Linked DNA regions of Mus musculus: regions 1 and 3 are each linked to region 2. The links are chromatin loops, found by intact Hi-C in ENCODE. Cell type or tissue: heart. All regions are shown on one strand.

What was found. A loop is a pair of places that touch in the nucleus more often than their neighbours do. Peaks named below come from ENCODE experiments on the same cell type or tissue, not always from the same donor. Only the 100,000 strongest peaks of a DNase experiment are listed, where the experiment ranks them.
Region 1: it touches region 2 in a loop (5-fold over the local background); 11 of 42 quality-filtered maps call a loop at or near these places.
Region 3: it touches region 2 in a loop (12-fold over the local background); 17 of 42 quality-filtered maps call a loop at or near these places.

Annotation. Positions count from the first base shown.
Region 1 is chr14:45,873,804-45,881,803 of GRCm38, forward strand. No RefSeq gene overlaps it. Among named protein-coding and RNA genes, the nearest start is that of A530076I17Rik, 210 kb to the left of the region's middle. In heart, a CTCF peak has its summit at 4,714 (motif pointing right); no DNase peak of the experiment used is centred here; H3K4me3 peaks cover 328 bases; H3K27ac peaks cover 327 bases.
Region 2 is chr14:46,561,521-46,569,520 of GRCm38, forward strand. It overlaps Rubie (RNA upstream of Bmp4 expressed in inner ear), which reads right to left. Exons shown (of 5, transcript NR_046459.1): 4 at 7,657-8,000; 5 at 6,811-7,223. Among named protein-coding and RNA genes, the nearest start is that of Rubie, 10 kb to the right of the region's middle. In heart, a CTCF peak has its summit at 3,675 (motif pointing left); a DNase peak (open chromatin) is centred at 3,811; H3K27ac peaks cover 1,731 bases.
Region 3 is chr14:45,990,047-45,998,046 of GRCm38, forward strand. No RefSeq gene overlaps it. Among named protein-coding and RNA genes, the nearest start is that of Gm34499, 230 kb to the right of the region's middle. In heart, a CTCF peak has its summit at 3,805 (motif pointing right); DNase peaks (open chromatin) are centred at 2,145 and 3,815; H3K27ac peaks cover 1,218 bases.

The DNA.
Region 1 (8,000 bases), 690 kb before region 2:
TTTCTAGTTGAAAACATTAGTTGGCTAACTTCAATCCAGATGGGAAAAAATAACCTTGGGTTATTTCAATGAGCATGGGTGAGAATGGAGTGTGCTTAGACTTTCTGTGGCTGCTCTGTCTCCATCTTGTTCTGCACTTTCTCCCAGAGGATACTAGCATGACGCCCTGGTTGAGAATCAGGAGGGCTTTAAGCTATTGGTGGTGCAAAGCTTAGGGTGTAGATTTAAATCTCTCTTGGCTATGTTTAAACACAGTATTTTTATTAATTATTCTAGAATTTCATGCACTGTGTTTTGAAGATATTCACCCCAATTCCTCTCACAACCATCCTCTCCACTTCTCCTCCCACCAAACTTTGAGTTTTCTTCCCCCATATAATTAAGTCCAGTTTGTACTGTCTAACTAGTCCTGGCAGTGGGGCCAGCCATGGCACATGGTAGGCCTACCAAGAGTCAAATAATGGAAGAACTGACTTTCCATCTCCCAGCAGCTATCAAGTGCCAACAGTCCTCAGTTGGTGGTGCAACTTTATGCCCACCTTCTCTATCCCTATGCTGCGGTTTTGTCTGGCTTTAAGATGTTCAGGTTGTGTGCATGCTATCAATGAATTCAAATGTGTAAATGCCTGTTGTGTCTGGAAAAAACTGGTTCATTGATGTTATCCATCACACCCGGCTCTTACAGTCTTTCTGTCTCTTCTGTAAAGATCCATAAGCCTGGCAGGAGGGGTGTGAATGTATGTCCCATTAGAGCAGAGCATGTTACCATCCCTTATTTTCTGTACACTGACCAGTGGTGTGTCTCTACATACGTCTCTCCTCAGTACCAGTCTTCCTTTGGTTCACCTGACGTTGGTACGTACAGCTGAAATCAGAGCTACAACTTGGAGACTTACTTCTTACTCCCTTGGTAGCTCCCATTGGTGGATTGTCTCCCACTTATGATAGTTTGACTTGTGATTTATCAATTTTATGCTGGTGAAAACGTGGTTTGTATTTAGTAGGAATTGTGCCTTGAATTTTGAATTTGACACTTTCAAGGCTGGTGATACTCCTTTAAGATTTTGAGCAGTCTCCAATCAAGTGGCCGCTTCTTATCAGTGACATGAGAGTAAACAACCAGTATTTCACAGTGCTCAGTGCTGATAGGCTGCCATGCCCAGCTAGTGAGGCACTAACATTTTGACTTAGGATTTATTTAATTTAGAATGTGTTTATTGGGATGTAATGCTGTTGGGAGTGAAGGAGCCTTTACCCTCTATAGGAGTTACTGAGCTTTCGTTTGCTTTTCTCTTCTTAATTGCTTCTAAGAAAGCAAGTGTTATTGAACCCAAATCCATCTGTTCGATGTTTGAAAGCTAATCTTAGGGATCCAATAGTTGGTGGGGAGGATGCTAGGTTTTTCAAGGACTGGTCCACTAAGAATTAAGAGAAGTGTTAGTGTCCCCCAAAAGCACTGTCCTGGGGAACTCATGTAGAGGAAGGGACTTTTGGAGAGAGGGAAAGAAAGTACAATGGGAGGGGGCTGGAGAGATGGCTCAGTGGTTAAGAGCACTGACTGCTCTCCCAGAAGTCCTGAGTTCAATTCCCAGCAACCACATGGTGGCTCACACCCACAGCAATGGGATCTGATGTCCTCTTCTGTTGTGTCTGAGTACAGTGACGGTGTACTCACATACATAAAATAAATACAATCTTAAAAAAAAAAAGAAAAAGAAAGTACGATGGGATACCAGGTGGAATTCTACACGCAGAACAGGTCTCCATCATTCAAGGAAGATGTCTTTTTCTTTTGGTGGCAATATCACCTTCCTAGGGCTACCTCCTGTCTTCTCTCAAGAAGAATATTAATTCTGTAATATAATTAAAGGTGACCAGACACTCTTGGCTCTGTAAGTCTAAAAGAATATTTATTAGTTAATGTTTTAATCATCCTGGGGGCAACTTTTCTTTAAAATTTAGGATGTTGGGCAAAGGCAAGACAATGACCCTCAGAAGGACAACTCCTAAGAGTGTCCACTGCTGCCACCAGAGTGTTGGTGTAAGAACCATGGTTCCAGAAGTTCTAACCTGGCTAAGTTTAGCCACTGGTTCCAATACATCCATTAAAGGGATGCGCAATGGCAAAGAGTAGAAAGGAGAAATCTAATTAATGTAATACTGCTGGAGAACGACCCAGGGACCACTGAGATCATCTTTGAGATTCTCCCACAAGCTTAGGTTTATATAGAGGAAGAATTTGGAGCAAGTAATTTACTGACTGGGCCATCTTCCTTTGTTTCCTGATGTGGAGAGGGAGACCCCTTATACACAGACCCCCTTTAGAGAAGTATAGTTCTCCTATGACAAGCATGAAACCAGAAGCTGACCCTGTGCCAATAGTTTCTTAAGAGAACTGGACCAAAGTAACGAATACTTTGGCTAACATATTCTGGTCTCCTGCAGCCATGTTTTAGGGTGGCTTGCCGCACGCCTCTTCAGTTTTTTTTCTCACCAGCTTGGTTTCCACTCACCAGTGAAATGGCACTGGTTTCCACGTGGGTGGTTTTGACAAAAGCCTCTGCCAGCATTCACATTTGGATTTTTATGTGAACATGTGTTTTCGTTTGTTTGTACCTAGATGGGCGTTGCTTGCTCACATGGTAGGTACAGGACAAACTTCTAAAGAGTTTCCCAAACTACCTTCCAAAGAGGCTGAACCATGTCCAGCTCTGGTGGCAAAGTGGAAAAGTTCTAATCCTATAGAATCTATGTCATCCTTTCATTGTAATCCTACCCCATCCTTCAGTTCCATAGATATGTGGTGACGCCTCACTGTGCTCTGGAGGAGCAGCTCTGCTCCTCCAAAGCATCTTCCAGATGTGCATAGCTAAAGTTACACTAACTAAAAGTGTAGTATAACTAGCGTTATAATAACTAAAGGTATCATGTAACTAAAGGTATACTCATCTAGTTGTAGATGGTGGTTTTGGGGACCTAAGAGTGTAGAGAATATAGTTATTTCTCATAATTGTATGTTATGCTTAGAAGGGTGTTCAAATCTCTTGCATAGCTAAAATTTAAGAATTGTATTTATTCATGTGTATGTATGTGTATGGGGTCATGTTTGCTATGTATGTATGTGGAGGTTAGAGGCTAAACCGTGGAAGCTCTTTCTCTCTTTCCACTGTAAGGTCTCTGGGGCGGACTCAGGTTTCGAGGTTTGGCTGCAAGCACCTTTATCTACTGAACCATCCTGTTGACCCCTCTGTTGGTTTAAATTAATTAAATTTCCTTATTATTTAAATGCGATTTTTTACATGTACTTGATTGAAAATATATACCAGACATGTGCCTTTAAAATACATTTTAACCAAGCCTATGGCTTTAATTTTTTTTTTTGCAAATGTTTTTGATGAATAGTTTTCAATTATTGGTGAAGTTGAGTTCATCAAGTCTGCCTTTTGGGTCTCATGAGTTTGGAGATGTGTGAGAAACTTTGGCTTGGTTTTGTTCTATATTTTGTTCCAGAAGCTTATCAATTTAGTTTCTAAAATTTTTTTAGCACACAGTCTAAGTTGAATTTTTCATCATGTTGGGAAGTGGGCAAAGTGAGCTCATTTCACGTGGATGGCCCCCTGGCCCAGCATCATTTGCTGAGAAGATGGTCCTCTTTTAGTTTCTGATTCCATGTGTATGGACCAGCGCTCTGTCTTCAGCTCCTGGGGCAGACTCTGCAGTGGGTGCTATGGTATGACACACATACACATTCTGCTTGAAGCAAGTAAGCAGTCCTTAGGGCCAGGTTGAATTTGAACATTTTTCTCCCGTGTGCTGCTGTTTTATTTTGTAAGCAGACCCATTTAAAGGTCCTAAATTTCATTAGGAAAACGTCAAATGTGTTCGACTGTTCACAGATTTAAAAGCAGAACTTGAGGTTCCTGCTCTAGGGCTCTTTGGAATTTAGCAGACACTTGTATGGAAGCAGTGCCTGTCAGTGAGGATCGCATGCCAAAGCTAGCCCATTTTGTCATAAAGAGGAACTATCATGCATTTGCAGTAAGAAGTCCATTCGCTAGATGGATACTTGAGAGGACTTGCTGGGACCTTGCAGGGTTTAGTTATTACACATTCTGGTCCTTTAGTAGAACCAATTTAACTCACAAGCCTGGTTTCCTTTTCCAGCAGACAGCAGAATTTTATGCATTTGTGAATGAGTGACAGTCCTTATATTCTTACTTATGAAGTGCTTTATATGATTATTTTAATTCACCGAATTCTTAAAGCTCTGAGATGCAGGCAATTCCTCTCCCCTTTATAAATTTGAGAACTTCTCTTTAGAGAGGTTGTGCCATTTGCTTACAGCCTCGCAATGTGATGGATCTGGAATTCAGAGGCAGTTGTGTTTGACTCCAGAATCTGATGGTCCCCAGATGACAGGTTAACTTTTTTGACTAGTAAAAATAAAGGGGAAGGGGAAGAGAGCTCTTCCTTCCTTCCTCCCTCCCTCCCTCCCTCCCTCCTTCGCTCCTTTCCTTCCTTCTCACCTTAAAGGGGAGAAGAGAAGAATAACGAGAACCAAGGAAGATGAGACCATGTGATCACGACAAAACGATTAGGGCGGAGTTAAATGACTGGGGACTCAAAGGGGTGAACACCTCTGCCAAAATAGCTCCTGAAGCAGGAAAGGTGGAAAAAAGGAGTCGGGTGAGTGAGTTCCTCTTTTCACCACTAGGTGACACCATTGACGCCTCACCTGCTGTCGGGAGGAGGTGCGTTTAGGAGGAATCTGTAGAGCAACTCCACAGTGGACCCCCGAAGCAGTGAAAACTGATTTCACTTACATAGTCTTACTGAGAAAGGAATCCAAAGGGGCAGGAGGCACCTGCTTCGGTCTTTATGTAAATCATTGCCACGTCTCCCAAATATCTACTCCACGTGATGTCAGGGTAAGGGACTGAGCGGGAGAATCTGGAGCCTGGCTTCTTAGGTTTGTAGTCTGTCACTATTAGGAGTCAAGTCACTGGCCTAAGACTTCTGAACCTCATAGCTTTCTTCTATGTGAACGTGAGGGAGCAGCATCTACCTTAGAGATGTCATATGAGGAAGGTGGGGAGGAAGTGACAGGTATAAAGCCACCTTTGTTATGTTGTTAGGTGAGAGCTCAAAACTTCACAAACAGTAACAGAGAGACTCTCCAGCTCAAAGAATAGGATTTCTTTTGCTTTTGTTGAATGCAAACAATACCCTGTCAGATTATAAGCACATTGCTCCCCCTTTTACTTTAAAGAAAATGCTCTATCTTTGCATATTTTGCTTATTAATCACATACATTATTCATAGCTGACTCCAGAAAAAAGGTTCAAGATGATGAAATTAATTTCCGATGGTGTATCAGCTCCCATCTGAGTTTTTGCGCCTCCCACTTTCCTTCCCCATTGTCTTCCTTGGCCCTCTCCCCTCTCCCCAGGCTAATTCTGCTCTAACTGCCCCAGTCACACTCTAGGAAGTAACCCAGGATGCTCTTGTCTGCTGTCTTCCCAATTCAAACTCAGTGAAATTACTTCCTCTTAGTTTCGCCCCCCGGCCCCCCCCCCATCCTTCAGTCTTGGGCATCAAAAATTGGACATGACTAACTGAAATCGTGCTGAGACAGATGTTCCCATCAGCCCCAGGCACACACACATTTTGTAAGGACTTGTTGGTTGAGGTAAAGCAGCAGGTGATGGCTCTTCTAGCCCCATGAGATAATGAAGAGAACCTTGAGCCATAGGGAGGGCCGAGTGCCGTGGCCTTACTTAAGTCCCTGCCGAAGACAGAGAGTCCTTTGAATTTCACCAAAAAGTCAGATTTTCATTTGCTCAGTTTTATTTTATTTTATTTTATTTTATTTTATTTTATTTTATTTTATTTTATTTTATTTTATTTTATTTTTTGCCCTTCATTTTAAAAACAGCATCACCTGCACCCAGGGAAATTGATTCCTTCTATCCATTTTTACCATCTTTCAACATTATTAGTGTGGCAGAGGCTCTAAAAATGTTCTCATAGGCAAGCTGTTTTCCTCCCATAGCAATGCCCCCCCCCCCACCTCATTTTACAGCCATCAGAACAAAGGCCATGTTCTTCAGCTCTCCTTACAGCTAGGAGCAGCCATGTTTGCATGTGGACGGTAGGGTGGGAGCAGGCACGCGGTCTGTACCTTGAGGGAACCTCTCAAAGAAAACTGTCTTCTCATGTCTCTCCCCATTCCCCTTCCAGGGGCTGGACAGCAGATAGGAAGCCTGGAGATCTTGAGCCATGCTCTAAAGTCTTTCTAGGGCTGACTGTGTAGCAAGTGGGCCAGGCTTTGTGACGAATTATTTAGACTATTGGGTCAGCACTTGTGGCTTTAGCCACTTTCTTACAACAGGAAAGTTTCGATGTTGAAGCACGGGTTCATTTGTTTTATCATTGACAGTTGCATTTCATTCTAGCTAAGTGCAGCTTGGACAATGTTATACTCAAAATAAGCAATCATCTCATGACAACCGGGAACACACAGTAAATATATCTCTACTTCACTAAGGCGGTTAGGCAGGGATTTTCCTTGTTGCAGTTGATATGAGTGACACTGAATTTTTTAGCAGCTGACCTTTTCACCTAGATGTTCTAGGTGGTCTGATGGCAGATGGCACAGAGAGTTAGATGGTAGAAATGGAGAAGAGGTGGCGGGAAGGTGCAGGTGATCTTCGAAGAAACGTTCTTTTTTTTTTTTTCTTTCCATTTTTTATTAGGTATTTAGCTCATTTACATTTCCAATGCTATACCAAAAGTCCCCCATACCCACCCACCCCCACTCCCCTACCCGCCCACTCCCCCTTTTTGGCCCTGGCGTTCCCCTGTTCTGGGGCATATAAAGTTTGTGTGTCCAATGGGCCTCTCTTTCCAGTGATGGCCGACTAGGCCATCTTTTGATACATATGCAGCTAGAGTCAAGAGCTCCGGGGTACTGGTTAGTTCATAATGTTGATCCACCTATAGGGTTGCAGATCCCTTTAGCTCCTTGGGTACTTTCTCTAGCTCCTCCATTGGGAGCCCTGTGATCCATCCATTAGCTGACTGTGGGCATCCACTTCTGTGTTTGCTAGGCCCCGGCATAGTCTCACAAGAGACAGCTACATCTGGGTCCTTTCGATAAAATCTTGCTAGTGTATGCAATGGTGTCAGCGTTTGGATGCTGATTATGGGGTGGATCCCTGGATAAGGCAGTCTCTACATGGTCCACCCTTTAATCTCAGCTCCAAACTTTGTCTCTGTAACTCCTTCCAAGGGTGTTTTGTTCCCACTTCTAAGGAGGGGCATAGTGTCCACACTTCAGTCTTCATTTTTCTTGAGTTTCATGTGTTTAGGAAATTGTATCATATATCTTGGGTATCCTAGGTTTTGGGCTAATATCCACTTATCAGTGAGTACATATTGTGTGAGTTCCTTTGTGAATGTGTTACCTCACTCAGGATGATGCCCTCCAGGTCCATCCATTTGGCTAGGAATTTCATAAATTCATTCTTTTTAATAGCTGAGTAGTACTCCATTGTGTAGATGTACCACATTTTCTGTATCCATTCCTCTGTTGAGGGGCATCTGGGTTCTTTCCAGCTTCTGGCTATTATAAATAAGGCTGCTATGAACATAGTGGAGCATGTGTCCTTCTTACCAGTTGGGGCATCTTCTGGATATATGCCCAGGAGAGGTATTGCTGGATCCTCCGGTAGTACTATGTCCAATTTTCTGAGGAACCGCCAGACGGATTTCCAGAGTGGTTGTACAAGCCTGCAATCCCACCAACAATGGAGGAGTGTTCCTCTTTCTCCACATCCTCGCCAGCATCTGCTGTCACCTGAATTTTTGATCTTAGACATTCTGACTGGTGTGAGGTGGAATCTTAGGGTTGTTTTGATTTGCATTTCCCTGATGATTAAGGATGTTGAACATTTTTTCAGGTGCTTCTCTGCCATTCGGTATTCCTCAGGTGAGAATTC
Region 2 (8,000 bases):
GGGAAATTCTAACCAGGCTTATAACTCCCCTTTTTATATTCCCCTCCAGAAAAATCCTGTAGTGGTGCTAACTCTCCTGTCTATTTAAAAGTTTATCTGTCCAGCTGGGCATGGTAGCATACTTCTTTAATCCCTGCACTTGGGAGGCAGAGGCAGGCAGATCTCTGTGAGTTCCAGACCAGCTTGGTCTACAGAGCAAGTTCAAGGACAGCCAGGGCTAGACAGAGAAACCCTGTCTTAAAATCTCTACTCCCTTCCCAAATTGAATTTGTCTCATTAATACATCCTTCCAAGGAGCTGAGAGCATTCAAACTTTCTCTGTGAGCTTAGTCCTAATGAGGTTTGCACAGGGGAATAAAGGTCACCCAACATCTTGATAGACAAGCTGCTTAGTCAACGTTCTCCAAACAGCTACTGGAATTGCTAAGGGCCCTTTGCTCCAGGTTTCAACCCCCTTCCCACTCCATCTGTCTACGCTACCTCTACCCTTTTCCCTCTTCACCCCACTCCCTCTCTCCCCATCTCTGCCATTGCTGCGGTAGCTGCAACTGACATTGATTTTATCTGCATAAACCTTCACGCTCCCACTGGTTCCAAACTGATCAAGTGGCCTTCAAAAAAAAAAATGCCACCACTTCTTAAAAAGGCTGAGCCAAGCCCTGCATAATGGAGACAGAATACAATCTCTTATCATGTCGGAAGTAATACTTGTGGTTATCTAAAGCACCATAATCATATCATACACTTTATCTGTGAGTGGCTTTTTCCTTCCAGGGTAGGAATAGAAACTTCTTCATAATGAACACTATTGAGACTCCAGCAGGCAGACCTCTGGCTTTGGCAACGTGCCATTCTTGAGCAAAGGCATGTAATCATCTCAAAGACTGCGGCATGGCAGAAAACAGGTACAAGTATTTGCTGGAAACATCATGTGCAAAGAGCCAACTTTATAATGGAATGCTTTGTGTTGGAGACTTTGGAGTACCTATGGCTGACTAGAACTTGGGGGTCTGCTGCCACCTCACTTATCCAAGGAGTCCTTGTGTGAGAGTTCAGGGGACAGGGCCCAAGAAATACTACCAACCTTTGCTTTGGTCAGGGCTGCAACATCCTGAGATAAAGACAGTCTGCCCTACTGTCAGCCGTGGTTCCTTCTCCCTAAAATGGTGGCTGTCAGATGACCAGAACTGGAGGACTCTTGAAAAATAAAAACCTGGAAAACAGCACCAGGTGTCTCTGAGAGTTTGGTCAGTGCTACAGTTTGGCTCTCACGGTTCCTAGTCTCAAGATGACTCTGGAAGATGCAGAGGGTAAACTGAGTCCCATATGCCTCTACCTTAGTTTTATTTTAAGTGAACTAAGGTAACTTAAGAAGAAAAAAAGGGCCAATGTGTGCTGAAGTTGCTGAAACACAAGAAATATTCTCAATTGTTCTTCTCAGGAAGCTCAAAGATCAGACTGCCTTGGGTGGTATACTGTTTTGGTTTTTGGGGGGTTGTTTGTTTGTTTGTTGTTATTGTTGTTTGGTCAGTGGCACAAGGTGCTACTGTCTACTCAAGTGTTGACTCAAGTGAGGGGTTTACCCAGCGACATGCCAGCCCTGAGTACCCACTAGGAGCCCTCCTTCAGGAGACAGGAGTTCACAGCTTAACCCACATAATTGCCTCTCTCTATGTGTGACAAAAATGCCCTCAAGAACCACTTTACACCAAAACATGATATAAGACTGACTGACAAGCCAATACATTGATACTGATAGGATCTCTGAGCTATATAGAGAAATAGAAATGGCAAGGGGCTCTTGAAAATATAAGTCATTGGTCCCCAAGTCCTACCTCTTGGAACAACTTCTTAAGAGAGAAGCAGTTTCCTTCCCTAACCATATAAAATGATCCCTGGAGTTATTTATAGCGTTCATGGCCTGGAGGTATCACTTGGTCCCTGTACCACAAGCCCAACCATGTGTTACTATATTAAAAAATGTGAAAAAGTAATTATGGGGTATGGGAGCCAGTGTCTGCAGACATAACCTTCAGAAGAGGAAGTGACAGGGAACTTTTGCTCCACTTTGCAGCTCGAGGGCTGCCCAGGCTTTGGGCTCAAGGAGGGCAAGGTGTCCAAGAAGCTGGAGAGAAGCTTGCTGAAGTAGTCAGAAGCAGCCCTATTTGTTGATAGATAGCAAACCAGTTTCCATTCCAAGGTCCCCTTAGTAGGTCAAACTGTCCAGTCACACAGAGTGACCGTCCAAAACATCCTTCCTGAGCAGCTCTCAAGCTGCCTGCCTCAGTTCCCACAGCACGGGGATGGCAGAAATGTGTACGATTCTGGACACTGGAGAGACACTCGGACTATAGAAACTGGTCCCCAAGACCCCGACCTTTACATAGTGACTTCTGTCCCCTTGTTCTAAATCCAGTTTTGTGGTTCTTCATCCCTTTCTCTGTAGTCCTTTGGCTTTCCCATAACAAAAAGACCAACCGCTGATGACAGAAGCAATTCTCCCTGGACCCACAACCCCTTCAGTGCTCCCCTGGAAAGATGGCTCCAACACCTTCAGACTCCAACCCCTTTGGTTCTTCTTAGAAAGATGGGCTCCAACTCCATTGGGAAAAAAATTGCTTTCTACTGCTGCAAGCAGAAAATGGTAATGCAACCACCAAGCCCTAGAACACAGCTCATCCATGCAGAGGAGGCCATGTTTCTGATGGTAGGGCTGGTGTTCCCAAGAGTCCTCCATGTTGCAAGCCATATTGAGAGCAATTACATTTCCTCTTTAGGGCCTTCCTTGGCCCCTGGTCTAAGCTACAGAGAAAGTTGTTTCTGATTACAAGTTCCTTCCTTCAAAGAGAATCCCATAAGCCTTGTGCCTTTGCTGGTGTCTTGGAGCGAATAGTTGTGGCCATCTCTGTTCAATTCAACTACCTCGTGAACTTTGAAAAGTACGAAAATTTATTCAGAGAAGGGGTATCTTCTAAAAATTGATTTACATAATTCTCTCTCCAATAAATTTCTAAAGAAACAAGCCACACATGACAGAGAGTACTGAGACAAGTAGAGATCAGGGAAATGTCCTGATCTCCTTGATATAACTAAATAAACCAAAATAACCTGTGTCCCTAGTGGGACAATGGGTCATGAGCATAGAGTGTAACCTATTCTACACACCATCCTTGAATTTACACACTGTGGTCTCATAATGTGAGTAGATGTTGATATAAAATTCACTACATCTTCCTGAGTCTGTTTCTCAACCTGGAACAGCAGCAGACACAGCAAGGAAAGTTTAAGTAGCCATCGTTTGGTGCCAGTGGAAAGAAAATGGGAGAAGGGGGAGGGAGAGGAGGAGAGAGGGAAGGAGACAGGATATGGGGGAGACAAGGAGATGGGAGAGACAGGGAGAACGAGAAAGAGGGAGGAGAGAGAGGGAAAAGAGGAGGAAAGAGGGAGAAGGAGGAGAGAGAACAGAGAGAGGGCGGGAACAGAGAGAGGGAGGGAGAGAAGGAGGGAAGGAGCTTTGCAAGCCCAGGGCTGCTTAGAGCTGTCTAAAATGGCCTGTTAATCCCAAATTCGGTAGGTTCACCTGCATTACCTAATCCTTCCAGCCCCCCACCCTATCTTTGCTGCCTACATCCCAGTTTTCACCACTGTAGTATCCACAGTGCCACCTGCTGGTTATAGGAAGCATTTCGTGGCTGTTAGGGCTCCTTGTCCAGATTTTATTGAAGTCCATCATGACTTACTAGCAAAGTCAGAAGAGAAAGCACACTCCTTAAAGTTAAGAAGAATCCAAGAGCCAAGCAAACCATGGATTCCTGGAAGCTCAGCGAGACCTGGCAGAATCTCCTGGATGCAACTAGTTTAGAAGGAATGTGAAACAAAAACGGTGCTGCTAGATTCCATCAGCAGGGCTCTAGGGATATATAGAGAGAGCATCAGGACAATGCCTTAGAAGTTTCCAAAATTCGCTGTTTCATAACCATCGTCTTGGGCTGCTTCTTCTTCTTCTTCTTCTTCTTCTTCTTCTTCTTCTTCTTCTTCTTCTTCTTCTTCTTCTTCTTCTTCTTCTTCTTCTTCCTCCTCCTCCTCCTCCTCTTCCTCTTCCTCTTCCTCTTCCTCTTCTTCCTGACAAGTTTTTTCAACCTTGAAGTAAGGTTTCCCACCATTCTCCAGTTTTACTATAGCCCACCATTTGCATCTCAGGCATCAGTCAGACAAAAGATGGGAGAAAATGTAACCCCTAGAATTCACAACTCCTGGGGATGACCCAGCACATTGCTACAAGCCTCACTGAGGAGAACAAATGTCCAGAGATCCTCCAGGATAACCATGGGGTCATTATCTTGGGTTAGAAAGTATGAAAATCAGGATAGCAGTTCAATACTGACTCTGTGTCTCTAGGATTCTGACATCACACTACAAAAATGCAATGCTGTAGCATGCCCTCTACAGTAACTGTAAGTATAAGGTGGAAATCTGTCCATGTTAGGAATCAAAAAGGTCTGGGAAGGGCACTGGCCCACCACAGCCTGACAGTCACTGTATCAGGGAGGACAATTTCAGAAATGTAGATTGTTTGCCAAAATGTTTGCAAGATTTAGGTGATAACTAGTAATTTCTAAAGAAAATTTTCTGTACTTATCAGCATGACGTTTCTTTGGGGCAGCTATGTTTCCTTCCTTTTTCATCCCCTGGCATACAAAGACTAACTTGTGAAATTTCAATCAGACAGTAGAGATGACCGGATTCATCCTTCTCTCTCTCACACATTTTCCTTTCAGTTCTGTTTGCGTGTGCTCTCTCACTGTCTAAAAGGGTAAATTTGTTCCTTGCATTTTCTTACCTTTCACCAAATTCAGAAATCTTTTCTTTCTTCCTTCCTTCCTTCCTTTCTTTCTCTCACTCTCTCTTTCCTTCTTTCATTCATTTATTCATTCTTTCTTTCTTAAATGCATATAAACCTCAAAATACTTTCTCTTCACTTGGGAAAGCTCCAACCAACCCCTCCTCCTGGCAATTAAATGACTTTCCACCTTAATATGAATCAACACCTAGAGAATCAGATGAGGTCTCTGTGAACCTGCTTTGATAGATCAGTTTCCTTCTTTCTACACATCTCGAGCACATCTAGACCTCACATTATTCAGATTATGCTAGGAATGATGAACCAAAACAGCAGCAGTGGTGACTAAAGAGAAAGCTAGGTTTAGGTCCGACCCCCCCCCCACCTTTAAAACAGGCAATAACCTAAGGAAGAAAGTCTTTGAATGTTTGCAGAAAGAAACAATCTAAGCAGCTCGGGGTCCCACCCAGAAGGGATGGCTGTGGTACAGCAGGGGAGGGGGAGGGCCGTTAGCATCGGTCTATGCCATGCCTGCTTCCAGAGAATGCTCAAAGCACCAGCGTTTGTTCACTTAACACAGGATCCACTTCTCAGCCCAGGAAGACCCTGGTAACAGTACACTTAGCACTCAGCAGCTATTTGACCTATTTTACTAATGTGTTTGGGAAGGAGGTTAATTAACAGTGGATGGCCATATCCTTAAGCTTAATTTTTCCAACAGCCCCGCTCATAAAAGGAAAAACTGAGTATGTATTGGAGGAAGCAAGCAATTAAGTTGCACAAATAGTGAGCTCATTGAACTGCAGCTGACTTCTATCATGTCAAAGAACAACTAAACACAGAAGCAATAAAAAGATTGTTGCCCCGACCACCACTGAGAACCAACCGGCAATAAAGATGGATAACTTCCTACTTGAAGTCACTGATTAAAGCTCTTTAGAAACCAAATGTTACACATAGGCATAAATGGAGCAAAATATTTTAATGCGTGTTTGGCAGGTTCAGAAACATTTTATAGTCAATTTTAAATGAAGGTTTATACAACAACAGTAAAGTCCACTTACAGCAGCCATCCACATGGCTTGCAAGAAAGCTACAGTGCTCCCCTGAAAGGCTGGAGTCACACTGGGGAATTAAAGTCCCATCCCAAAGAGCAAGGGGTAGGCCCTGGGGGGGAGCCGAATTCCACAGTATGGGTCTTCTGAAACCAAACCCAAGAGCAGAGTCCCAGAAACCCATTCAGATGGCTGTGACCCTTGAAGGCAGGTAAACAGACTCTCTATAAGCAGTGACCACACAGCCCCTCCTTGCCCGTCCCCCTCTGCTCCCTTGTCCACCTCCCAAAGCTCAAAAAGGTCAAGGTTTAGCGCAAGCTGCCTGTCAGAAGAGAGCCCTTTCATCTAGAGTTCAGTACAGCCTGGCACCAGGCTCGGCTCCCAGGAATAGCAGTGTCGGGAAGGTGGGCTGTCTAGATTTGACCAAGAGAATATGTCTGACAGAGGGGACTTGGCTATCAACCTAAGTGTCTGGGGGGCGAGGTATCTTGTGGAGGAATGGACCCCAACATTCACCCCTGCCTTTGCAGGGACACCATATGCAGCTGTGGGGAGACGGGGTGCTTTGCCTGAAAAGTTGCTTATAATTTAACATTCAAAATGATGTCAACAGGCCTAGAGAGACCAGCGGTGAAGAGCACTGGCTGCTCTCCCAGAGATCCTGAGTTCAATTCCCAGCAACCACATGGAGGCTCGCAACCTATACGATTGTAGTCCCATGAATTCCTATGTCTTCTTCTGGTGTGCAGATGTACATGCAGACAAGACATCTGCATAAGTAAATGAATCTTTAAAAACCAAGAAGCAGGAGGAGGAGAAAGAGGAAGAGGAAGAGGAAGAAGAAGAGGAGGAAGAGAAACAGATCTTTGCATGGTTGCCTCAGAACTCAGCACTGTAGCAAATTAAAGCTGTTTTGGTTTTTTGTTTTATTTTGTTTTGTTTTTCACAAATGAGCTCACGTGCCACATTCCATTACAATCTTTCTACTTCCATCCTAGAATATGTCCCCCAAATGGGGGGAGCACTGCTGAAAAATATGCTTCGCTCTAGGCATAGCCCTCTGGTCTTGGGCTTTCTGGGCTCCATGCCCTGAAGCAAGATCATGCCTAGTTGCAATCCTCCCCCCACCCCACCCCACCCCATGCCACCCAGCTCTTCCTTCCTCCCTGTGCTCTTGTTTCTTCTTTTTGCACCCACCGATGTCCTGGTCATGGTCTGTCATGGTCATCATGTGGTTCCTGAGCACAAGCATGGGGAGGGGTTAGCCCCTTCCTTTCCAAGATTTAGTTTCTTTGCATGAACCGCTGTGGCTGAAACAGTCAAAGGAGCTGAAATGAAAGAAATCATTTTCATGCTTCACCTTGAGCAAAACTAAAAACGAATACAGCACTTCTCATCTTTCTTGGGTACAAACTAGGAACCAAAATGACCCAGGTATATTGTTAGTGCTAGGAGACAGTCATAAGGCCTTCTTCCCCTCGCTGTCTGATTAGATACAGCCATTCTTCACATGCTCCCTGACCCACTCCCACACCTCACCCCTGAGATACAGGTCTGGATTTACTATACAGAATTTAGAAAAAAAAATGTACAGCGCACACATACACACACACACACACACACACACACACACACACACACACACACACACATATATATGCCTTGAGGGATTCTCCGTGCAGTGGAAGTTCATACTGTGACCATGAGAATCACTTTATCAGGTGAGAAGTAGATATTTGGCATTTCCCTAAGAATTCTCACCACTTTTCAAGAGAGTTGTCATCGGATCCGTGGTATGCAAATCGAATAAAAGGTATGAGACGGGAAAGAGTACATTTATATAGATTTCATCTCATTTGCAGGAGGAAATCCCAGGGGTGCAGTGTCTTCCTTCCACTTAGCCCTCTCCAGCTTGAAAGCTCATGCAGGCTGTGACCTCCAGGCGCTCTCTGCAGGTTTTCTAGTACTGTACATGTCAATTCAGGAATTGGAAAGAACTGCACAGCACCGGAAGGGGGGTGGAGAAACGGAGTTAGAGTTCAGAGACCGGAGCCGCCTGCTTTCTGGAAAGCCCTCCAAGCTGAGATTCACTATCCAAACAACCA
Region 3 (8,000 bases), 570 kb before region 2:
ATTTGGGTTCAACAGAGCCCAAATGTATTTTGCTCAGAGCACCGTTTCCCTTTCATTTTCCAGAACCATGTATATTCAAGGAAATGTAATCTGTGTATTTTGGAACCATTTAACCCCCATTTATCAAAATATTGCATGGCAAATACCAGATCTGGGTTCAAGGAAACCCTTGAGCTTTGTGATAAGTGATTCCCTCCCTGCCCAACCCCCCCCCCAACCCCGCCTTTTTAAACCACTGAATCTGAGAGTTTAAAAGTTGCTTTGAAAAATAGCCTAGAACAGTGAAAAGTTTTCTTCTCAAATTATCTTCCAGGTATGGGAGCCTCATCTATCTCTAACATATAGCAATGACAGAGACCAATTTTTTGAGGTGCAGGCCTCTCAGAGACGGCCTTATAGGCTCAAAGGCTTCCCCATGGAGAACCCTAGCCACACATTTAGCGGAAACAGAACCGAATTTCTTTTGATGAAGCCATGGCACTATTAGTCCCAGCTGACAACCGAGTCCCAGCTTCAGATGACTTGACATCTCATCATCTAGTCTTCATTTAAACTTCTGTTTTGCCCACCCGAGGGCAGAGTTAAGTAACCTTTACCTTCAATTCTTACACTGCGATTCTATGCATCTTGATTACTGAGCCTTGGGCCATAGTCCTAGGTTTTATATTTATCTAGTTCTGGCTTTCCTATGTTTGCTCTCCTTTCTGCCACTGTGATGAGAGGGGAGTCAGGGTGGCTAAGAAAAACCGAGTTTGCCACGGCTGACCTGTGGCTCAGCTGGGCTTTTTCTTTCTGAGGACCAGATGGACTACACCCACTGTCTCAACACACATGCCTTCCCACTCGTGTGTCTCATACTGAATGCTGAAAACCCAGTTTGTAATCCTCTCATTGGGAATGTTGGAGTAAGATGAAGTTATCCAATCCTAGGACACAGCCCTTTTCTGTTGTGACGGATATTTCACTTTAACCTCACACAGATCGGAAGAGCCAAGCATCCACTTCCTCTTCCATTCACCTCAGTACTACCCAAGAGTAGATTTTTGAACCACAGGGAAGGAAGAGCCTTTGAAGTCACACGAGTCTAACCATCAAGGGTGGCTTCAAACTCAGACTTTCTGTTTCCAGTTGAAGCCTGACTGAAGAACTCTCACCCAGCAACGGCTCATTTTGAACATTTTAGGAACACGGTGCATTTCTTCTTTATAACAGTCTCTCTCACGTCGAAGTCCTCATAATTGTCCTTTCACAGACTAGAAAGCCGGGGATTAGATATGTTCACTTCACCCAGACTACCCAGTGGTAGACTAACACTGGGATCCAGAACTTTCTTACTCAAATCCCCAGTTCTCATACACATCCAGGAAAGGTAAGTTTTCTCTTCCCTTGTGGAATGTGAAGGTAACTGTACCTTCTTCCACTTTAAGACCACAAGTGAATAAATTGCTGTCATTATTTCATTATAGTTTTAGCTTTGGGTTTGTTTACTATTGCTGTCATTGTTGTTGTTTTGTTTTGTTTTCCCAGATTATCGGGGAGGTGGGGTGGAAACCTTAAGTGTCTCAATCAAAGCCAGGCCAGGTTCCTTTTCTTCACAATGCATTTCTGCTAGACTTTAGAAGCCAAAGTTTGTCTGACCAGCTGCTTCTGATCCGGTTTCCACAAGTCTCGATGGAGCGAAACAGGCAGCAATTTACTGTAAATGTGTTTGGGATTGGCTGAAAGCTAGGAAGCACTAAAGGATTCGCCTTTATTTGGCAACCACAGAAGTGTCCTCTAACCTTCAAACCCTGGATGGAGGGAGACCGACAAAGCATTCCTTGCTGGCTCCTGCTTTGAACACACTGGACTCTTGAAGGAATTTTGGGCAGAACAGCTTCTAGAAGGTCCTTTCACCTGCTTCTCAAGCTACATTGAGAACCCCCCCTATCCCAGTCCCAGTTCTCCAACCAAAGCCCAAGTCTACAGACTTCATCTATTTCTCCACGGCAGGAATTGGAGAACAGCAAGATTTTTGAGAACTGCCACGTCCTGCCCTCAGGCGGACACCCTGACCTTGTGAAGTTCAAGTGAGGAGTCTGCTCGAGGGGGAGGTCTTTCACTGACAAGCAAGCTGAGGGCCTGAGACTGAGTGCCCGAGGGCTTGCATCCAGGACTGGTTACATAAGAGAACTTCCAAGAGAGGACAGAACATAGTTTTCAACAAATAAATAAGGCAAAAAGGCTGCACTCACCAGTGCCACAGCTGGGAAGCAACTGTGAGCAATGAATTTCTCATGCTAACAAATCCAAACTCTTCGGAAAACAGATGATGAACCCAGGGCCTGGCACTGGGACTCCTGGCAGAAGCTGCAAAGCTTCAGAGATGGAAGGGTATCTAGAGACGACGAGTTCACAAACACAGCTGAGGGCCAGCAACCTGCTTTCCTGCCCTGCCTGGCCTGGCCTGCCTGGGTGGGTCCCGTCCGTACAGGGTTTCTCCAGGAGGACCGCAGACGAAACACACCTTCATCTGCAGCCCACACACTCGAGAGAGAGAAATAATTAAACAGTTTTTCTTAACCTTCTGACCTCTTCATTTATTATCGCCATCCATTATGTGTACCTTCTCGAATCACAGAATCCCCAAACTGAGCTCTGGGGTCAAGGGTTTATTGTTTAATGGAGATAGAACATTTTGTAAATTGCACGGAGTCACAATGTTTATAATAGACGCTTCTGGTGTACTGAACCTCCCCATTTAACAAACAGTGAGCCTTGACATGTGTTCTTCCTACAGAGCAAAAATCCGGGGTAAGTGCAGTATTGGCATGAATGTGTTACCAAATCCTTCCTGTAAACCCAGTGACATCTGCAGTCAAATAAAAACATTCCTTTCCCCAAATACCAGGAAATGCTGAGAGGATCACTCATCTTCTAAGGTCATGCTTAAATGAAGTTCTGGCTTTGAGAACACACAGCGAGGATGAAGAGGGCCAAGAATTCTGTCCAGTACACATCGGCTGCTACAAGCCTTTGGGGACAACCTCTTGTTTCAACTATGAGCCCGTGTATGGAGAAGCTTTTCCTCGAGTTTAACCTTTGAATGAAAAATGTCAATATTTTAAGAAATGTCCCCACATTAAAAAAAAAATCCCTGTTGTCTTTAAAACAAAACAAAACAAAACAAAACAGAATTTGTCCTTTCAAGTCAGAAATGGATTTGCTTGAAATAAAGCAAACATCCACAAAAAGGTACCCCACCAAAATTACTCATGTATAAAATCCCTACAATTGAGCAAATATCAATATTTTTTAGTAAAGAAACTTCCTCAAAGGTTGGGAAAGTTGTGAAGAATCCTAAGAAGGACTGTGTTAGTCTAACAACTTAACCCTTTGTGTCAGAGAGAAAAAAGAACCGTCCATGTGCGTATTCTGTTCTTTGGGGAACTTTGTTTCGTGATGGTTACGTGCTACCATATGCAATAAAAATGTGACTGATGCAAACATTACAAAGAGTGACTTGCCATGAATTATTTGCATAACTTCTATCTCACAATTAAATAATTGGTTCATGGTCCAGGTTGTACTTAAAACTCTCAAAGGGGGGAAAAAAAAAGAAAGAAAGAAAAGAAAAGAAAGAAACCCACAGTTTTTACATTTTACATGTTTACTGCCTCGGGAAGATTTTCCAAAACAACCCTTAACCATAGTCATTCAGGCTTTTCTCACCTTCCTGAGTTTGAAAGAATCTTGTAGTAGTTAATGCTAGTTTAACACACTCCCTGGGTTGCTTTGATTGCAGCAAGTCGGGCCATATTTGATTAGCCAGCAGGTGTCACTGTGGGTTTGGGTGGCAACCCGACTGACCACAAAAAGAATGATGAGGAAGACAGGGAAAGAAATGAAATGTGAAAAGCAGGTTCTGAGAGGAAAAGCACAAGGCACTTATAAAATCTGTGGCCCCTCTCTTCAGCCTATCAAGAATTCTGTACCACTCTCATGCTGAGAGCCCCAGAAACATAATTCACATACATAAAGGAAGTGGATGCCTTCCATTACTGAAGTCAGCTTCAGTGTATATAAAATAGTGACAGAAATGAGTAAAGCTGAGAGATGAATTCTTGTAGCCTTTGCTTAATCGCTCAAGTCTTAGCTATGTATTTCATCTTTTTAAACCATAGAGATCATTGCTTTATCTCAGAAATGGTGACTGTCTTCCAGCTTTTTGGTAGGTTATAGACGCATGGCCCCGAATGAGGTCTTGGCTATCCCTAACCTCAGTGGGAAAATAAATTCCAGTGCTTCATTCACTGAAGGGGCATCTTGGGCCCTTCTTCCATCTTTATAGGATCTGGGTTACTCATTTGCAACAAAGCCAGCCTATCCATGCCATCCTCCTGAGTACATGGAATTTCTTCATAAATAAAATTTCAATTGGTAAAATTAACACATATTTCTTAAGAATGGTTGGCCATAAAACCTCCCTGAGCTGAGAGGAATTCACAGCTGGCCTAATTTGAACAACAGGCTGTAAATTTTATTTCTATTTTGGGTTGATAGATGAAAGCAGTTGTCTATGTTTGTGATACAGAAAGCAGGCAATTTGTTAAGGAAGATACAAGCTTGATTTCCCTGAATAAGGCTTAACACAGAGGCAAAACGTTTTACTGATTTGTAAAGAAAAACAAAGCCAAAATGTTTTAGAGATAAAGATGAAAGTTTCTGAGCTCTGGAAAAAGACTCTCATCTCAAACGGTCTAGCCCTCACCCTAGTCACCTCTCTCACATCATAGGCATTCATGTCACAGTACTATTGCACTGTAATAAGCCATAAAAACCCAAGAAGAATAAAAACAAAAACAATCTCAACTATGCTGTGAACATCCTGCAGTTGCTTTGGGGTGGGGAGTGTAGGATGTAGGATTGAGACAGGCTCTCATGATGTAGCCCAGGCTGGCCTCAAACTTGGAGTTCGTCTTCTTTAATCTAACTCATGCTGGCACTGCAGGTGTATACTACCATACCAAGGACACCTTGAGATTTCTACCTGATTTTAATTTACTTGTCTTCATGTAATTATTTCTTAATAACACAATATGTTGTTTAGGGCTGAGCCTAATTAACAAGGGAAATGCTAAAGTTTAGGAGCAGAAAATAAAAGGCTAGAGTGGTAGGTTTATAAACATGTTAAAGAGTTATTTACAAAGCATGCATACCAGGATACTATCTAGCTTAAGTCATTCATTCACAGAGACAGACTGCTCTATAGTAGGCTGTTTTGACTCTCAAGAGGCAGGGCTTACAACTCTCAATACAATTTCTATGGAAAATCCATATTTATCTATATCTCTACATCTATCTATCAATCACCTATCAATCTATCTCCTTTTTTTTCTATCTGGATGAGGCTATATTACTTACACATTAGAATGTACCATTCATATACTATATCTTGTTTGGGTCTCAGAAATTGAGACTCACTTTTTTACTTACAATGTCTGGTATAACATGTAGAAATCATAGCAACAGGTACTATGAGCAAAGAAGCAGCTGATGGGTGTGGAATAAAGAGTAAACAAAGGAGGAGAGATGTCAAGGAATACAAATATTTATCCAGGGTAATAGAGTGTCAACACAAATTTCTTTTCAATTAGATGCATACACCTGTGAGTAATGAGATCTTTGTCCATCACTTCATCTTTTGGAATCATGCCCATAATTTCCATGACAACGTCTTACACTATTAAGATAGTAGTGATCACAACTTCATCTCAGCCACTAACTAAGCCACTTTTGTATGCAGTGAGCACTATTGGCTCTTGATCACACGTGTACATAGAAGTGTGTGTGCGCTCATGAGCACAAATTTGTGCATCTTCCCAACTGGAGTCAACCTGTCTATAAGGCAAGAGTTGCACATTATGAGTTTCTTACCATTAAAACGTTTGTCTTGGTGCAAAGCATGCAGTGGAAGTTGAGTGAATCTGTTAATGAACGGAAATCACAAGGGCTACTTTTGTCTGGCAAGCTCTGGCAATGCTAAGTTTCTTTTATGTAGTTCATATAAATAATTCACTTCTTGTGGTTTCATATCCTGATGTGAAAATTATGCATTTACTGTGTTTTCATAGATATTAATGGTGGCTATTAAAATCAGAAATTGTTTCCAGGTTGGTGGTCTTTGGCCTGGGAGTGAGTGAAAAGAGACTTAAGGTAAATCTTAATTGTGGAAAGCATAAAACTCTATGCATTGCCTTGTTAAAGTTTCACGGTGTGCATGCATGGTTTTTCTACTTATTTCCCAAGGAACTGCAAAAAGACACTAGTCTTTCTCAACTACTTACTTTTTTTTTTTTTTTAAAAAAAAAAAGGAAAATAGAACATAAATGCATCGAAGCAATTTGTCTTCATGGGCCTTTCCCTTCTTGACATCAAATACCCCATTTAAAAGATGTATGTCAAAAACGGACCTGTAAATATGATGCCCTAATTTAAAAATTTAAGGAAGAAATATTATATTTATGCATCGGGTTTAGTTATTACCAGCCAAGTGGTATCATGTTTCTGTTGAGGAAAAATTTAGGGGCTATTTAAAGAATTACAGTATGAAGCAAATCAAATCACTACGTACAGGTCCTTTTTAAGGAGTGGGGGACAGTGTGAGGAAACTACGGAGAGAACTAATGTTTACGTATAATGATTTCATTATCATGTTTCTCCCCCTTTGTTTTCTCATCCAGGGTAAACAATGAGGACATGTCATGAATTCCTGAGTCACAATAAATCTGTGAGTGTCAGACTCTGTGTGTGGGTAAAATGGGTAATTTTCTGACCTTTAAACTCTTGTTAGAACAAAGGACATCCCTCAGCATAATGCTTCCCTTCTACAAAATCTGGCAGGAAGCCAAGGTATGCCCTTTGGCAAACCTCCAGTTTGGATGACTCTTGGACCCTAGAGGACATTCTCGAGATGGCCCTGGCCTTACTCCTACCCTTTACAAAGTCTTCTTGAAGGACTTTGCTCACACGTAGCCTGTGAGGGAGATGTGAGGGCACATTTGTCCAGATTCTTCACACGGAGCTCTGGACCGTTCTGCTCTGCTTCAGTAGCATCCCCTTCCTGGCCAGCGTTATCTACAAGACTGTAGAGGAATGAGACGCAAACTTAGTGGAACTGTGGTTATGGTTAGAAAAAAGTTATGGCGTTCCATTCCTCATCAGGGGATGATGTTTGGCTGTGGTTGGTTTCCCTTCCAGAGGATCTAATAGACAACAGAGGAAGTAACAGAGGCAACATATTGCTCTGTTTTCGTGGTTTCCTAAGTTGCAAAATCTCAAACAACTCTTATCAATGTCTAAACATTATCACTTTCATTTTTTTATTAGATATTTTCTTTATTTACATTTCAAATGTTATCCCCTTTCCTAGTTTCCCCTCTGAAAATCTCCTATCCCCTTCCCCCTCCCCCTGCTTCCCAACCTTCCCACTCCCATTCCTGGACCTGGCATTCCCCTATACTGGGGCATAAATCCTTCACAGGACCAAGGGCCTCTCCTCCCATTGATGACCGACTAGGCCATCCTCTGCTACATATGCAGCTAGAGCCACAAGTTCCACCATGTGTTTTCTTTGATTGGTGGTTTAGTTCCAAGGAGCTCTGGGGGTACTGGTTAGTTCATATTGTTGTTCCTCCTATGGGGCTGCAAACCCCTTCAGCTCCTTGGCTACTTTCTCTAGCTCCTTCATTGGGGATCTTGTATCACTTTCATTTTTAAGTAATTCCAAGCTGGAAATACATAAAATATGTTTCTTTTTTCACTTTTATTCCCCCATTTCTCCTGTTCATGACTTGACACTGTAAGCATGGGTGAGGTTTAGTTAAACCAGTACTGAATTTATGCATTTATTTGCCTCTGTGTATAGAGCCTGAGTTCCAGGGTGCATGTGTAGAAAGAAGTCAGAGGACATCTCTTGCTGCTTGTCCCCCTCCATGAACCACCTGGGTCCCAGGCATTAA